Linked DNA regions of Homo sapiens: regions 1 and 3 are each linked to region 2. Evidence: read pairs that join two places in POLR2A ChIA-PET (ENCODE). Cell type or tissue: CD4-positive, alpha-beta T cell. All regions are shown on one strand. Region 1 overlaps ATL3 (atlastin GTPase 3). Region 2 holds the start of PLAAT4 (phospholipase A and acyltransferase 4). Region 3 overlaps PLAAT5 (phospholipase A and acyltransferase 5).

Region 1 (4,000 bases), 99 kb before region 2:
CAGGGAGACCTAATACAGTAACTACTGAGTTGTTTAGTTGGAAATTAACACAGGAGGCTTTGTAGGGCACAGTCTTCTTTGACACCACTAAAGATTGAGTTTGTTTCTGTTATGAGATAGTTCTTGTCTATTCTAATTTTAAAACTATTATTTTGGTGTAGCCTTCATAGAAACATGAGTAGCATATAGGGTCTGTACAGCTTGTTAAAGTGACAAGTGTAGCATCTGGATCCTGCTGCTACTTGTGTGAGGTATTTTTTGAAACACTCCATCTTTCAGTGTGATGGAAATTGAAACCATACAAAAAGGTTTTTTGGATATGTAATACATTCACATGTTTAAAATTTTAAAAAGGATTAAAAAGTACTCAGTGAAAAGTCTCTCTTCCATTTTTGTAGTCTTTCAGAGTTTCTTTAGTATATGAAAGCAAATGTGAATGTGTACAGAATGGCCTGTTATGTATACTTTTATACTTTTTCACTGCAAGGTTATAAAGTATTTTTCCCATGCTTTCTTGAAATTTTAGTTTCATTTTTCATATTATAGTCTGGTTGGTGGAGTATTAAAGAGTTCTTATTTGATGTGGGCTCCTACCTGCTTTTTTTCAGTGTATAGCTGGGAACCCAGGAAGATGTTAGAAGATTATGTAAATCAGCTTTTCTGTATTTTAATTCTCCTGTGTCTTCATAGTTGGACCAGCTAATAATTCTTACTTTGAGGAAAGAGCTCTATTTAATGGCTGTACTGATCCCTCTGTGGGAACCTTGTAGAAGCTGCAGAGAATCTGTCACCTTTCTTGAGTTAGTGGTCTTTTCATTTTGGGGTGGTTCCGAGGGTCTCTGAGGAGATAATAGAAAATAAATATAATGAGGCACAGGTACTTCTACTTCTTTTAACATTAAAAAAATTAACAAGAATAAATCAATGACCAGTGATTTCTAATTGATTTAAAGGAGTAGTAGTGTGAGGGCATGGCAAAGGCCTGAGACAACTTGAGAGGTTGAAAATTGACTTGTTGAAGACCCTGTTAATGAAATTCTTTTTTTTTTTTTCTGAGATGGAGTCTCACTCTGTTGCCCAGGCTGGAGTGCAGTGGTGCGATCTCGGCTCACTGCAACCTCTGCCTTCCGGGTTCAAGCTATTCTCTGCTTCAGCCTCCCGAGTAGCTGGGATTACAGGTGCCCGCCACCACCCCCGGCTAATTTTTGTATGTTTAGTAGAGACGGGGTTTCACCATCTTGGCCAGACTGGTCTGGAACTCCTGACCTCGTGATCCACCCGCCTTGACCTCCCAAAGTGCTGGGATTACAGGCGTGAGCCACCACGCACGGCCATCAAATTCTTTAAAAAGTGAAATTTCTTGAAAGGCTAGGGAGTAGACCAGATATCCCAGAATGAAAACCAAGGTAAAGATATTCTGCATATATAGTATTCTATTTTGAACTAGAGAAGACTTTCTACTACAGTGGGGAAGGAGAAAAATGAAGGTACATTGGGACAGAGATCTGTCAGCAACTTGGTCATAGCCAGAAAGTGTCAAAACATAGTCTCAGACCCCTTCTTCTCTCCCACTTTTTTTTTTTTTTTCTTGAGATGGAGTTTCACTCTTGTTTCCCAGCCTGGAGTGCAATGGTGCAATCTTGGCTCACTGCAACCTCCTCCTCCTGGGTTCAAGAGATTCTCCTGCCTCAGCCTCCTGAGTAGCTAGGATTACAGGCACCTGCCACCACGCCTGGCTAGTTTTTCTATTTTTAGTAGAGACGGGGTTTCACCATGTTGGTCAGGCTGGTCTCGAACTCCTGACCTTAGGCAATCCACCTGCCTCGGCCTCCCAAAGTGCTAGGATTATAGGCGTGAGCCACCGTGCCCGGCTTCTCTCTCACTTTTAACAACCAATGTTAAAAGCACTAGACTGGGAAGACTGCATTGTGTGTTCACCTTGGTTGAATAAGGCTGTTTGGCTTATTTTTCCCTTCTTTGTCGTCCTGTGAACAGATATTGCTGGTGAATTCAAAGAGCAGTTACAGGCACTGATACCGTATGTATTAAACCCATCTAAGTTAATGGAAAAGGAGATCAATGGCTCAAAGGTCACCTGTCGGGGACTACTGGAGTATTTTAAGGTAAATATGGGTTTTAGTTATTAAAATGTTTGATTTTTGGTAAAGCTGATCTCACTCGTAAATCAACTTGAATTTAAATATTTTGAAACTTAAAAATTTTCTGGGGGAGATGGTGAGAGGCATTTTCAGAGACCTTGGTGTCCTTCCAGGAGTGGGCCATTGGGTGGCAGTATCGGTCTAAGAACCAAATGGATGTTCTTTGCACTCTCTTAGAGGAGCAATTAGCTGTGACTAAAGGAAGATTGTTCCTCAAGGAAGATGGTGTGGACAGGAGGTGGTTAGGAAGTTGCTGTGAGTAGGAGGAGACGGCACCTAGATGTGACACGACTACCTCAAGGCGGATGGTCACTCTGCCCACAGGTAGTGGTGAGGCCAGCGTGCATGGGGAGCTGGATGGGAATCCTAGCCTCTGTAGGCTTGTGCTGCTTGAGAACATTTTTAGTTAACTAAAAATGCTAACATGCACTCAAAGGTGTGTGGTGTGTTTTTGCTAATTCCTGGTTGTTGACCTAAGTCTTTAGGAAAATGCAGTTGTATGGTCACTTTCTAAAAATTAAATATGAGTAAGATATGACTGAATAACATTTTATAGCAGTTTTTATGTTTATATTTTAAGGCATATATTAAAATTTATCAAGGAGAAGATCTGCCTCACCCCAAGTCCATGCTTCAGGTAAACAATGATTTGACATCCTAAACGCTACCCTTAAATTACTTGAGTTGACCTGTATACAATAAGCAGAGTTCTTTAGGAAGAGAATGCACTTTTTCTCCTTTTTCATCATGCTGAGGTCTGTTAATTTTTTTTTAGCACATTTTGCAGTAGTGTGGCGACCTTTTCTAGTTCACTTGTTTGTATTCATGGTGGTACAGTTAAAACGAAATGGCCTCTCCTCACTGGGCCTAGTCTTTTCACCAAACACACTTTGGGAAGCACAGTTTATTATACGTGGTTGAAACATACCCACCATGTTAGACAAGCAAGTTCTTGTCATCTGTTGTTTATTTTTTTTATTTTTATATAATTTCTAATTTATTATTTTTTTGAGACAAGAGTCTCACTCTTGCCAAGGCTGGAGTGCAGTGGCACAATCTTGGCTCACCGCAACCTCCACCTCCTGGGTTCAAGTGATTCTTATACCTCAGCCTCCCGAGTAGCTGGGATTATAGGCATGTACCACCATGCCTGGCTAATTTTTGTATTTTTTAATAGAGATCGGTTTAGCCATGTTGCCCAGGCTGGTCTCCAACTCCTGGACTCAAGCAATCCGACCGTCTTGGCCTCCCAAAGTGCTGGGATTATAGGGGTGAGCCACCATGCCTGGCTATAATTTTTTTAATTAAAAGAAAAAAATAGGGATGTGGTCTTGCTGTGTCGCCCAGGCTGGTCTCAAACTTGGCTCAAGCGATGTGCCTGCCTCAGCTTCCCGAAGTGCTAAGATTACAGGTGTAAGCCACTGTGCCTGACCTGTTATTTACTTTAGTGGAACATGTCCTGACACACCTGTTTACTATTCACTAATCAGGTTTTTAATTTGCAACTAGAATGTCATTTGGTTAAAACATAATTTTTGACTTTCATATGTTGAACATAAGGGGATTTATTGCCAAGTGTTGATTTATTTTGTAGCAGAAAATTTTCATAAAGGGAGCTAGAGCCTGGGATTGACATTGCAAATAATTTTTTCCTTTTTTTTTTTGAGGTGGAATCTTGCTCTGTTGCCCAGGCTGGAGTGCAGTGGCACAATCTCGGCTCACTGCAAGCTCCACCTCCTGGGTTCACGCCATTCTCCTGCCTCAGCCTCCCGAGTAGCTGGGACTGCAGGCGCCTGCCACCACGCCCGGCTAATTTCTTTGTATTTTTAGTAGAGACAGGG
Region 2 (4,000 bases):
AGACAGGAGCTCACAGCATCCTGCTGGGACCTGAGTGGGGTCTTGTGGGGCCCCCCAGCTCCCAGCACTGAGGGGGCTCTGCACTCACAGAACAGGCCTCTGTGGGAACTTGTCCTACAATAACTGCACCATCTCCACAGCCCCAGGGGAAGGCATGATCATCCCATTGCACAGATGGGGAAACTGAGGATCAGAGAGGTGGCAGGGCTTTCCTGAGAACACTCAGCTGGAAGGAGGCCGAGCTGGTTCTTCCCTGCACACCCCTCACCCTGGTTCCTGTCTTGGCCACCTTCTTCCCCTTCCTCACCTCCTTCCCACTTCTCCATGTCCTGCCCCAGGGCATAGCAGCCTCATGACTGGAGGATTTTTCCATTTTCACCCTCTCTGTCCCTGTCCTCAGTGGGTGACAGCCTCCTCCTCCCTCATCCCAGGATGTCCCATCATAGACCTGGGGTCTGCTCTCCTTTGCCCTCTTCCTCATGCCAATATCCAGTCACTAAAACCAATCAATGTGGACTCCGGAAGCTTCTCCTTGTTGGTGTGCTTGTCAATATCCCATCCACTGACTTGGTTCAGGCAGCCCCATGCCTGCCTCTGTGACCCCCACAACCCCCTGACCAGCCCCTGCCTCCTGTCCCTGCCACTCCATATCCAACTCCTCAGAACCCATGGTGGCCTTCCCAAGGGCACATCTGGCCATGACCGTCCTCTGACCTCAGGGCCCAGGACACACCCTGTGGGCAGCTCCCAGGCCCTTCCTGACTGGCCCTTCCTCACCCTCCTCTCCCTCCCTGGGCTCTGCACCCACAGGCCCACTGAGTGACATCCCAGCCCCTCACTACTGCCCTGGCTCTGGTCTCTGCTGCTCTGCACATCTGGTTCTCCCTGCCTCCATCACTTCCCTGCAGCCACTCTTCCTCTTCCCCTCCCTCAAACCCCCTCACCTGAGAAGCTGCCCTGATGGCCCCAGCCTGGCTCAGCTGACCCGCCACCCCACTCCTAGGACCTGGGTCCCCGGGGGCCTCTGCTGCTCTCTGCAGGGGTCAAGTTGAGCTGCAATTCCCTGTGCCTCCCTGTGCCCCTCTGGGCTGTGAGCTCCAGGCAGGCAGGATCCTGTGTGCTCCTCCCTCCCTGCACCTCCAGGACCCAGTGAAGGGCCTGGCGTAGAATGGGGCAAGGAAATAGACAAGGAAGAGGGAGGAGAAAGGAGCAGGGCCAGGACTCCCTCCCAGCTCCTCCTCTGTATGTCAGGGCACCACAGGAGATGGTTTCCATGTGGGGAGAGAGAGGGGCTTTTAACTGCAATGCTGAATGTCTAAAACCACAGTCAAGGTACTGGCAACCTCAGCTGGTGGCCAGTGAGATATGAGCTTTGGCCTGGGCTCCCTGTTAAAAGCCCTGATTTGTTTTGGCAGCAGTAAAGCCCTTCCCCAGGATCAGGTGGTGCTGTTGGAGTGGGCTGCCCTCCAGAATTTGCAGGACTCCTTCCCGGAATGGTTTTGTTTCTAGTAATAGCCTGAGCCCCGCTGTTCCTTTTTAGTCACACACCACCGAGCTCAGCCTGCTCTCCCTAGAGCTTCTGCCAATCGGTACATCTGGGCTGATAGGAGGAGAAATTTCAGTTTTCAGAAAGCTGCTGAGATTAGAATGCACCTTAGAAGGCTGGATGATGCCACAGAGGAACGAGGAGAGAGAAAGCATCGTTTGGGGCCGAGAAGGGACTGAGCCCCAGTCACAGCAGAAGCAGACGATGTTGGGATTTGCTTGCTTCCCACAACCCAGAGTCCCCCACCTGCCCACACTCTGGCTTCTCCTCAGGCTGAGGTAGATTTGACACCCGGCACCCCACAGCTCTCTACTACATGGGAGTCCCGGGCTCCCCGCACTGTGCCAGTTACGCAGAGGAGGTGGACTCTGCCCAGAGGACTCCCTGTCCAGCTGGGCAGATGCACTTTTAAAAGACAAATACAGTTTTCCATGACAGCCTTCTAAAGACGAGCTCTGGAGCTGTGTGCCCAAGGCCAGGAGCCTGGACTGAGGCCTTTCCTAGGGGGAGCTGCCCAACTGCTGTAGAGTCAGTAATGCAAAGCCCTGGGAAACTTACCGAAGCCATCTCGAAGCCAAGAGGAGGTCTGGTGCTCCTCTTGTTTGTGGATCAGCTTTTATGCTGAAGGAGAGAATTTCACTTTCACTTTCCTTTTGACACTGTTTCAACCTCACTTAAATACTAAACACTGTTTAAAAGAGACAACTGTTTAAAAAGGAGCTATTTCTCTAGATGGAAGGACTAATCATTTCTTACACAAGCCATGGACTCATTGGTGCTTTAAAGCCACCTTGGGAGCAGCCAGAGTCGAAGGGGAGCCCTGAATTTCTGCCCTTGCTTGAGAAATAAAGGTCTTTTCTTTTTTTTTCTTTTTTGTTTGTTTGTTTGTTTGTTTGTTTGTTTTTTTGAGACAGAGTTTCGCTCTTGTCACCCAGACTGGAGTGCAATGGTGCGATCTCGGCTCATTGCAACCTCTGCCTCCCGGGTTCAAGTGATTCTCCTGCCTCAGCCTCCCAGGTAGCTGGGATTACAGGCACCTGCTGCCATGCCTGGCTCATTTTTCCATATTTAGTAGAGACGGGGTTTCACCATGTTGGCCAGGATGGTCTCGATCTCTTGACCTTGTGATCTGCCTCCCCGTCGGTCTCCCAAAATGCTGGGATTACAGGTGTGAGCCACCGCACCTGGCCAAAATAAAGGTCTCTTCTAAAAAGAACCCTGGGCAGCTCTTCCTACTCCAGGAAGGGGAGGCATTCGGAGGCAGGGAGATGTCAATCCCCAGTGCACCCCATAGGACATTGTCTTGTAAAGACACCCAGAAAATATTGGGCCAGAAGTCTTGGGAGAAGGCCAGAGGGGGTGTTTCATTCCATGGGGATGCCCTGGAGGTGAGGGGTACCTTAGACCATGTGGAGCCTGGGAGCTCATGGCCCCATTAAAATGCATTTGGGTGCAAGAAGCAGAACTAAACTCAAAAGGGCTTCAACAGCCTGGACACCCATTGTCTCGGTAACAGAAAGGCAGGAAGAGGGTGACTCAGGTTGGGTTTAGTGGCTCACCAAGGTCACCAAGGACTCAGCAGGCTGTCTCCATTGCACTGGTCCTGGGTCTGCACTGTTGCCCTGCAGGGACTCCCATGGCTGTAGCAGCCTTGAGTGGCCCATTTTTACCTGGCTATGCCCAAAAGATGGAGGGAAAGATAATTCTCATTTGTCTTTTTTTCAGGGAGTTAAGTCTTTCCCACAGTTCCCCAGATGACCTGTTCCCTTCTCCATTGGCCAGAACTGGGCCATATTTTCACACCCAACCAGAGGCCTAGACAGGTGGATCACTTGAGCCCACGAGTTCAAGACCAGCCTGGCCAACATGGCGAGACCCCGTCTCTGCTAAAAATACAGAAAAAAAAATTAGCCGGGCATGGTGGCATGTGCCTGTACTCTCAGCTACTTGGGAGGCGGAGATGGGAGGATCGCCTGAACCCAGAAGTCAGGCTGCAGTCAGCTGAGATTGCTCCACTGCAGTCTAGCCTGGGCAACTGGAGTGAAACCATGTCTCAAAGCAAAACAAAACAAAAAACCCCCATTTCTGTTGTTTAGGTTAGCATGCCTCTGGGTTTCACTCAAAACACTGTTGAACGATGTTGCTGTGTTTGGGCAGAGCTTCCAGGGACCGCTGTGGATATCATGAGGAAGCCTCAGAGCTTTCTCGGGCAGAGCTTCTACAGGTGTCTTGCCGTGGTCAGTTTCTTTGCTGTTTTTATGGCCCTCTGCAGGAGTGTCCATGGTCATTATCTCAGCCACCTTTTGGTTTCAGTTTCTCATCAGGTCTTGGGGGTGTCTGGCCACAGCAGATGTTATCTTATTACCTCAGTCCTTTATACCTATGTTTATCATTTTGAGGGTTCAGCAGTTTCACTGTGGGCTGAGTCACTTGTCGTAAGTGACTCCATTTTGA
Region 3 (4,000 bases), 58 kb after region 2:
AGCATATGGATGAAAAATGCTCCAGAAAAATAGAAATTATAAATTAAAAGCACAACTTATGGAAATGAAAGACACACTTAGAGATATACAAAATGCATGGGAAATAGAACTGAACAAGTATTAATAAAAGAAAGAGCTTGAAGACAAGGCTTTCGAATTAATCCAATCACACAAAGGCAAACAGGGCAGCAAAATCTTCACCTAGAATTGAAGGTACCAGCATCAACTGGGATTGGAGGCGGCTCTGTAGCATACAGACAGCTACTCTGTGGCTCATGAAGTTAGCAGAACTTCATGAAATGCTGGAGAGATGTTAAAGAAAAGAAAAAGGGAAGGATGGGACTGTAGAAAAGACCCCAGTATAACCGCAACCTTGGCTGCACCTTAAACTCACCTAAGGAGCTTTTAAAACTCTGGCACCCAGGCTATACTCCAGACCAATCTGAACTTTTTAAAGCTCCACAGGCGATTTCAATTTGTAACCAAGGCTGAGAATCAATACTCAATATAATCGATTTACAGTGGGAGGAAATTTAACAAGAGAGTGGATAACTGTTAAGTCTCTGTGAATCCCATTTAGTTTTATACCTTACTACCTCATCCAGTGGCAATATTGCAGATGAGAGAGTATTAAAATGCAAAAGAAAATACTTAAAATTCCAAAATTCCCTCCTCTTTCCTTCTCCAATCCCTGAGCCTTCTGTTTTCTGTACCACAAAGCTTGTTCGACATCCTTGATGAACAGAACTTGGGTTTTCTGAGCTTTCTTCTGGCTTAGATTGGCCTCACAATGAATTGGGTTATCTTCTTGCTGTCAGTTTTCCAGGAAACAACAACAAGGATTTGATTGATTGCTTGTTTGTTGTCATAGGGAATGACCTAGCCATGTTGAGTGGGAAGTAACTGGCTATTTGGTTGGTGGGGAAATATGTCCAAGGTGGAGGGATGGTGAAGAACGGACCGCATGTTCCTACAAAGAACAGACGTGACCGTCCAGCTGGCTTGGCCGACTCTGAGAGCCCTGCCCTCCACTAGATATGGTGGATGGTGGGTGAAAGGCATTGGTTAGGACTCTAAGGTATTGGGGTCTGTGGTCAGGTAGAGTGAGATGGAATCAGGGGTTAGTTCAAGAGTAACATAACGTGTCAAGTGGCTTTCCCTCTGGAGTGACTCAGAAAAACCTGTCCCATAATCTTACTGTTACTGCCATTTCCTTCACCCTGATCAATGCCAGAAATAATAGCCTGAGTTGGATTGATTTGAGCTCTGGCGCCTGTTCTTCACTTCTTGTTCATCTTTTGTCCATGGGCATTTCTGTTTTTCTTCCTGACCAGTGTCAGGACTTAGATAGTAATGGTCCTTAGATTACTGTAACAGTGAGGATGGGCCTATGGGGTCTCCTGTGTCATGTGTGTATAATAGCAGAAATGGCCTCAGCTTAGCACATATGTTCATATAAAGAAATTAGGCTAAATAACTTCTCTTCCTCTCTCATTTACCTATGTCTGAAAGGAAAAAATAATTAGACAATCTATGAATCAAAAATCTGTATATACCTAAATTATAAATTAAAGGCAATTTAACTGTTTACCTGCATCTGCACATGCAAATGTTGAACCTGACTTGATTTTTTAAAATGAGCTTCAAAATATTTAAACTTCAGACTTTCTTATGAACATTTTAAAACAGTTTCTCTGATCCTTTGCCATTTATGAAGACAGAGGCATCTGCTTAAAGCAATATAGTCTTATTACTATCTGAATCACAAAGAAAATACTATTTGCTATTGTTCCTTTTTAGTCTTCTTCAAAGGACGAGAAAGAGCTCTCCTCCACTTTGCCTTTCTTCACTTACTCTCTTGGCTGCTTTCTGCTCCTCTGTATCCATCTACATCACTCACATGCTGTCTTCCCAACTCGTAGCACTCAACCTCTTCTGTATACTACCGGCTTCCGGGATTTATGGTGGGGGATATCCCTACTGCTTTCCCTGGGCTTATGGCAAAAGAAAATGAAGTCCAGTTTGAAGTCTCCTGCAATATCATTCTGCTTTCTGGGTGAGAAGCCTGGTATGGGGAGCCCTCTAGTGGATATGTGGCTGCCATTACATTTTCCCTTTAAGGCAGAAGAAAGAGTTGGTTTGTTGGCAGGGGCAAGGGAGTAGTTCTGGTCCTAGCTCGACCATGGACTTGCTGTGGGACTTTAGACAAAGCACTTCCTCTCTCTTGGCCTCAGTTCCTTCCATGAAATATTGTAGTGTATACTGTTTGCTTTGTGCCCACAAAAACTCATTGCTGCAAGTGGGCAGGACTTGTGGAATGGCTGAGTGCAGATCTCAGCAAATCCTCTTTTCCCAAAACAATTATGAAGCCAGACAAAATTGCCAAAGACAGTCATTTAAAGACTGGAAATTTGACCAAAGCCATACAACAGATTGAGAAGGGTTAATTTAAGAAAGTCCATCCGTGGTCGGGCGTGGGCTCACGCCTGTAATCCCAGCACTTTGGGAGGCCAAGGCGGGCAGGTCAGGAGATTGAGACCATCCTGGCTAACACGGTAAAACCCCGTCTCTACTAAAAATACAAAAAATCAGCAGGGCGTGGTGGCGCGAGCCTGTAGTCCCAGCTACTCGGGTGGCTGAGGCAGGAGAATCCCTTGAAACCAGGGAGGCGGAGGTTGCAGTGAGCTGAGATCGCGCCACTGCACTCCAGCCTGGGTAACAGAGCAAGACTCCGTCTAAAAAAAAAAAAAAGAAAGTCTATTGGTTCTCAGAAAGAACAGTGGAAGTCTGTAGTGTTTTAGCATTGCCCCTTCACCTCCAGCTCTGCGGTTGTGGTAAGGAAGTTCTATCCAGGTGGGTGGGGCTTGTGGGAGGGAATGGCGTGGCAGCAGAGGGTGACTGACTTTACTTCCATGCCCAGGGTTGTTGAAAACAAGAGTTATCTCAGTGACAATCATGGAAGACCAAAATTGCAGCTAGCTTGAGGTTGCAGTACTGGTTAGGACAAGCAATAGGCCAACAGGCCTGCCAAAAATTTAACATGGAAATCCAGGTAATGATACAACTAAAGAGGGTCTTGAAAAGCTGCCACATGTGTCTGGTGGTCTAGAAGGTATGCACAAGGCTGCATACACATTCACATTCAGGACAGACTGGAGACTCATAAAAATCTGGAACTTTGAATGAATTCTCCAAGCCACACAGAGATCCACTGACAAAAGGTAAAGCCTTCGCGGCACAAGGTGTGGCTCAACTTCTGGCCATTAAGCTATGCCGATCTAGGAAGCCAGGCTTAAAAACAAGAAGCCGGGCACTGTGGCTCACGCCTGTAATCCCAGCACTTTGGGAGGCTGATGTGGGCGGATCATGAGGTCAGGAGTTCGAGACCAGCCTCGCCAACATGGTGAAACCCTGTCTCTACTAAAATACAAAAATTAGCTGTGCATGGTGGCAGGCACCTGTAATCTCAGCTACTCAGGAGGCTGAGGCAGGAGAATCGTTTGAACCTGGAAGGCGGAGGTTGCAGTGGGCCGAGATCACACCATTGCACTCCAGCCTGGGCGACACGGCGAGACTCTGTCTCAAAAAAATAAATAAAAATAAAAACAAGAAAAAAACTCTAAGCAGATATCTCAGTGGTTACATGCTGTGAGACAAACAGACATCACAGAATCAGTCCAGGTGGGTCACTAAACAAACAACAAACAAACAAGCAAACAGCAACAACCGTCCGCCCTGGTTGGGTGGGGAAGGAGATCAGAGCCCACAGTTGCTACGGTATGTTACCTAGAACGTCCAGTTTTTCAACAACAAATTATGAGACCTGCAAAGAAACAGGAAAGAGGGACCCATACACACAAAAACAGTAGAGACTGTTTCCTAGTGGGCCTACATGTTGCATGTAGCAAATACTTCTAAACTGCTATTTTGAGTATATTTAAAGAAGTAAATAAAATCAAGTTTAAAGAATTAAAGGAAAGTGGAATGACAATGACCGATC

Evidence for each region. Peaks named below come from ENCODE experiments on the same cell type or tissue, not always from the same donor. Only the 100,000 strongest peaks of a DNase experiment are listed, where the experiment ranks them.
Region 1: POLR2A ChIA-PET joins it to region 2 with 13 read pairs; 5 of 35 experiments call an interaction of 5 or more read pairs at or near these places.
Region 3: POLR2A ChIA-PET joins it to region 2 with 14 read pairs; 4 of 35 experiments call an interaction of 5 or more read pairs at or near these places.

The regions. Positions count from the first base shown.
Region 1 is chr11:63,634,330-63,638,329 of GRCh38, reverse strand. ATL3 (atlastin GTPase 3) reads left to right here. Exons shown (of 13, transcript NM_015459.5): 9 at 1,996-2,123; 10 at 2,740-2,796. It overlaps LNCROPM (lncRNA regulator of PLAAT3 mediated phospholipid metabolism), which reads right to left. Exons shown (of 4, transcript NR_199012.1): 2 at 595-839. Among named protein-coding and RNA genes, the nearest start is that of LNCROPM, 20 kb to the right of the region's middle. In CD4-positive, alpha-beta T cell, CTCF peaks have their summits at 2,035 and 2,243 (motif pointing right); a DNase peak (open chromatin) is centred at 2,299.
Region 2 is chr11:63,534,982-63,538,981 of GRCh38, reverse strand. PLAAT4 (phospholipase A and acyltransferase 4) reads right to left here and starts at 2,174. Exons shown (of 4, transcript NM_004585.5): 1 at 2,105-2,174. The coding sequence starts at 2,113. RefSeq lists enhancers at 2,226-2,275, 3,933-4,000. In CD4-positive, alpha-beta T cell, no CTCF peak of the experiment used is centred here; DNase peaks (open chromatin) are centred at 2,151, 3,091 and 3,721; H3K4me3 peaks cover 3,184 bases; H3K27ac peaks cover 3,960 bases.
Region 3 is chr11:63,477,077-63,481,076 of GRCh38, reverse strand. The region is part of intron 3 of PLAAT5 (phospholipase A and acyltransferase 5); the gene reads left to right. Among named protein-coding and RNA genes, the nearest start is that of PLAAT5, 12 kb to the left of the region's middle. In CD4-positive, alpha-beta T cell, CTCF peaks have their summits at 1,874 and 2,078 (motif pointing left); a DNase peak (open chromatin) is centred at 2,076.